Linked DNA regions of Homo sapiens: region 2 is linked to region 1. A link is an interaction called in ENCODE POLR2A ChIA-PET data of the cell type or tissue named here. Cell type or tissue: Panc1. All regions are shown on one strand. Region 1 has its middle 4.4 kb from the start of RFC2. Region 2 overlaps CLIP2 (CAP-Gly domain containing linker protein 2).

What was found. ChIA-PET counts read pairs that join two places held together with the same protein. Peaks named below come from ENCODE experiments on the same cell type or tissue, not always from the same donor. Only the 100,000 strongest peaks of a DNase experiment are listed, where the experiment ranks them.
Region 2: POLR2A ChIA-PET joins it to region 1 with 10 read pairs; 7 of 35 experiments call an interaction of 5 or more read pairs at or near these places.

The regions. Positions count from the first base shown.
Region 1 is chr7:74,257,572-74,260,071 of GRCh38, reverse strand. No RefSeq gene overlaps it. Among named protein-coding and RNA genes, the nearest start is that of RFC2, 4.4 kb to the right of the region's middle. RefSeq lists an enhancer at 1,833-1,892. In Panc1, no CTCF peak of the experiment used is centred here; no DNase peak of the experiment used is centred here.
Region 2 is chr7:74,342,969-74,345,468 of GRCh38, reverse strand. The region is part of intron 3 of CLIP2 (CAP-Gly domain containing linker protein 2); the gene reads right to left. Among named protein-coding and RNA genes, the nearest start is that of CLIP2, 55 kb to the right of the region's middle. In Panc1, no CTCF peak of the experiment used is centred here; DNase peaks (open chromatin) are centred at 1,106 and 1,448.

The DNA of each region.
Region 1 (2,500 bases):
TCCATCTCTCTCCCACCCCCACTCCCACCCGTCCCAGGCTGATCATCTCTCTCCCGCCCCCACTCCCACCCCTCCGAGGCTGATCAGACCACCGTGTGCCCCAGCTCTGCTGTCACTCATCCCTTCGTGCCTTCAGGAAATGTGGGGCCTCTCTCTGGGCCACTACAGGCAATGAGGATACAATGGGAACAGGACAGAGAAAGTTCCTTTTCTCAAAGAATTTTCATTTTAGTGGGGAAACAAACAGTAAACAAGGCAACAAATCCAGCTAAATATAGATTGTGGGTAAGAAAAATAATAAACAAACAGGGGCTGGGCTCAGTGGCTCACACCTGTAATCCCAGCACTTTGGGAGGCTGAGGCAGGAGGATCGCTGGAGCCCAGGAGTTGAAGACCAGCTTGGGCAACAAGGTGAGACCACGTCTCTACAAAAAATTAACAGATTGGCCAGGCATGGTGGCATGTGCCTATGGTCCCAGCTACTCAGGAGGCTGAGGTGGGAGGATCACTTGAGCCCAGGAGGTCAAGGCTGCAGTGAGCTATGATCACGCCACTGCACTCCAGCCTGGGCAATACAAAAAGACCAACTCAAAAAAAAAAAAAAAAAAGAGAGAGAGAGAGAGAAAGAAAGAAATAAACATGGTGTTAGTGTAGGGAGCAATGGGAGGCAGAACAGGATATTAGGTGGTCCTTCCAGGCAAAGCCAATAGGCGTTCAAATCTCAGATTGGGGGTTCACATCTCTGGCCAAATGCCCCTTCCCATCAAAGCCCTTCCTGACCTCCCAAGTGAGGTGTTAGCCTATTGCTGATATCCTAACAACCCACCAATCCCTTTTCTGACACTGATCATAATTTTTTTTTATTTATTTTATTTTATTTGTGAGACGGAGTTTTGTTCTCGTCGCCCAGGCTGGAGTGCAGTGGCACAATCTCAGCTCACTGCAACCTCTGCCTCCCGGGTTCAAACAATTCTCCTGCCTCAGCCTCCCAAGTAGCTGGGATTACAGGTATGCGCCACCACGCCCTGCTAATTTGGTGTTTGCAATAGAGATGGGGTTTCTCCATGTTGGTTGGGCTGGTCTCGAACTCCCGACCTCAGGTGATCTGGCCGCCTCAGCCTCCCAAAGTGCTGAGATTACAGGCGTGAGCCACTGCACCCGACCCATAATTACATTGAAATAAACATAACATTGGCCGCTTGCTGTCAGTTTCCCTCCCTACAATGGAAGCTCCTGTGCCCCTCCCAGCCGCTCTAGGCACTCAGTCAATATTTGTTAAAGGCAGAAAACGTGCTGCTTACATGATTTCCAACCAGCTTCTGAATTCCATAAATCTAATCAGAGCAATACCCGGGGACAAATTTTACCCAGATGAGACACCCTTATACTGTAGATATATCTAGGAAATGTTTTTTCTGTACACACTGTGCCTCTCAATATTGAAAATGCTACAAAGTGCTCGCTTCGGCAGTGCACAGACTAAAACTGGAACGACACAGAGAAGATGAGCAGGGCACCTAATTTTAAAAATGCTAACGAAAATGTTAGAAAAACCATAAATGGGGCTGGGCGCAGTGGCTCACGCCTGTAATCCCAGCACTTTGGGAGGCCGAGGCGGGTGGATCACAAGGTCAGGAGATCGAGACCATCCTGTCTAACATGGTGAAACCCCATCTCTACTAAAAATACAAAAAAAAAAAAAAAAAAAAATTAGCCAGTCGTGGTGGCAGGCGCCTGTAGTCCCAACTACTCGGAAGGCTGAGGCATGAGAATGGCATGAACCCGGGAGGTGGAGCTTGCAGTGAGCCGAGATCGCACCACTGCACTCCACGCTGGGTGACAGAGCAAGACTCCGTCTCAAAAAAAAGAAAAAAGAAAAACTATAAATGGGATGGAAGACCGCAGTGCCTGAAACACTTATTTAAATGATAGCATCACCATTTAAAAACAAAAATTAGTCAGGTGCGATGGCTCCCACCTGTAATCCCAGCACTATGGGAGGCAGAGGTAGGTGGATCACTTGAGCCCAGGAGTTCGAGACCAGCCTGGCCAACATGGTGAAACCCTGTCTCTACTAAAAATACAAAAATTAGCCGGGCATGGTGGCATGCACCTGTAATCCCAGCTACTCTGGAGGCTGAGACAGGAAAATCTATTCAACCTAGGAGGCAGAAGTTGCAGTGAGCCGATATCATGCCACTGTGCTCCAGCCTGGGTGACGGAGTGAGACCCCATCTCAAAAAATAAATAAAGGCTGGGCATGGTGGCTCACGCCTGTAATCCCAGCACTTTGGGAGGCTGAGGTGGGCGGATCACCTGAGGTCGGGAGTTTGAGACCAGCCTGACCAACATGGTGAAACACCGTCTCTACTAAAAATACAAAATTAGCTGGGTGTGGTGGCACATGCCTGTAATCCCAGCTACATGGGAGGATGAGCCAGAAGAATTGCTTGAGCCCGGGATGCGGAAGTTGCAGTGAGCCGAGATCATGCCATTGTAC
Region 2 (2,500 bases), 85 kb before region 1:
TTGAGGCCAGGAGTTCAAGACCATCCTGGCAACATGGAGAAACCCTGTCTCACTAAAAAATACAAAAATTAGCCAGGTGGGTGGCGCATGCCTGTAATCCTAGCTACTTGGAAGGCTGAGGCACGAGAATCGCTTGAACCTGGGAGGTAGAGTTTTCAGTTAGTCGAGATCGCGCCACTATACTCCACTCTGGGCGACAGAGCAAGACTCTGTCTAAAAAAAAATTAAAGAAATAAAATGTTAATTTCTCTTGACACCCCAAGTATGCCTCATTGTGCCTAAGTAAATCCAGCTCCCCAATTAAAACTAGCTCCTGTCCCACCATCTCCTAGGGCCAACTACATGTGCCTGGCACATGAAAGACAAGAATTCCAAATCTGACATTTCCATGAGGCGGGTACTGTTACCACATTCATGGAAGAAGAGACTGAAGTTCAGAGTAGCCAGGGAGTGAAAGAGACAGGTGGACCTCTTCTTACTACACTCTGTGGCCTTCTCAATCCCAGCTGGGCTTGATTCCAGACCAGATCCCACCCTCCTCTGTCTCCTCCTTGGGTAGGGCCCTGGTGTCTCTGCCATGGAGGCCCGTCTGTGAGACTGGGTTGTTCTCTCTGGTCTCTGGCCTTCAGGTGGGACTGCTTTCTCAGCCCCTCCTCTCTGGCACCAGGTCTCTGCCACTCTGTCTACACAATCAGTCTTGGATCCTGCTGCTCTGTAATTCCAACCTCGAATGTCCTTTCTCTTCCCTAGCCTAAATCCTCGATTAGGCTGGGCTCAGTGGCTCATGCCTGTAATCCCAGCACTTTGGGAGGCTGATGCAGGAGGATCGCTTGAGGCCAGGAATTTGAGGCCAGCCTGAGGAATGTAGCGAGACCCCCATCTCTGCAAAAAAAATAAATAAATAATAAAAATTAAAAAAATTAGGCAGGCATGGTGGTGCACATCTGTAGTCCCAGATTCTCGAGAAGTTGAGGCAGGAGGATCGCTTGAGCCTAAGAGTTTGAGGCTGCAGTGAGCTATGACTACACCACCGCACTCCATCCTGAGTGACAGAGCAAGACCTTGTCTCAAAAAAAACCATGCTAGGCACAGTGCCCAGTGTGAGGTATGCCCTCCCAGAAAGCAGTGTTTCAACCATAGGATGCAATCTACTTAAAGATTGAGAAGCTAAGGTCAAGATAGCCCAGCCCCCTTGCTGCTGCCAACCCTGCAGACAGGCCAGGGCTTAGCAGACACTTCTAGGGCAGTGGCAGTGCCCACCTCATGCCCTTCTCTTGCACACCACACCCAGAGATGGTCAGAAGCATCTACTCCCTGCAGGGAGAGCAGGTGCAGAGGGAATGCCAGGCGGGATCAAACTAGGGTTAAACCTACTGCTCCCCAATCCAGGGAGCAATCTGGGCTGGTCAGTAACCCCCAGAGCCTCCACTTCCCACCCCAACAGGGTCACAGGCCCATGCCCAGGGCACTCCCACGACATTAGTCAGACTGTGCACAGCCATAGCTCCTTGCAGACTATGACTCATCCTCACATCCACCAGTTCTCTCTCTCTCTCTTTTTTTTTTAAGACAGCGTCTCACTCTGTCACCCTGGCTGGAGTGCGGTGGTCCCATCGTGGCTCACTGCAGCCTTGACCCCCTGAGCTCAAGTGATCCTCCCACCTCAGTCTCCCCAGTAGCTGGGAGCATAGGCATGCACCGCCATGCCCGGCTATTTTTTTTTTTTTTTTGTATTTTTAGTAGAGACGGGGTCTTGCTATGTTGCCCAGGCTGGTTTCCAAATCCTGACCTTGAGTGATCCGCCTGCCTTGGCCTCCCAAAGTGCTGAGATTACAGGCACGAGCCACCGTGCCCGGCTGCCATCAGCTCTCTTAATGCTCTCCATAAAAGCATAAAGCAAAACAAGAGTGCTGGGCCATGGCCATTTTGCTGAACAGACACATGGAGAATGAATGAATGAATGAATGAATGAATGAAGATGAGGCTCTGTAAGTGACTTGCCCAATATCACAGACCTGGGCCTGATTTCCCTGCTGTACCCACCCCCAGTAGGTGCCCACAGACCCCGGAGATCCTGAAGGACAGGTCAGGGAGACTAAGCTGTTTGCCCAGGTCCTGTTGGATGGGGTTGGCTTTCCTGGGAGCCACAGGAGGAAGAGCAGAGTGACGGTCCCAAAACAAGTTCCTTGGACAGGATGGTGCAGGGGTCCAGGAGTCCAGCCTCCTTCCTGGGCCCTGCCGTTCCTGCTCCACTCTGGGTTTTTTTCTTGTTTTTTTTTTTGAGACGGAGTCTTGCTCTGTTGCCCAGGCTGGAGTGGAGCCGCACCATCTCAGCTCACTGCAACCTCCGCCTCCTGAGTTCAAGCAATTCTCCTGCCTCAACCTCCTGAGTAGCTGGGATTACAGGCGCCCGTCACCATTTTTTTTTTTTTTTGAGACAGAGTCTGGCTGTGTCATCCAGGCTGGAGTGCAGTGGCACCATCTTGGCTCACTGCAAGCT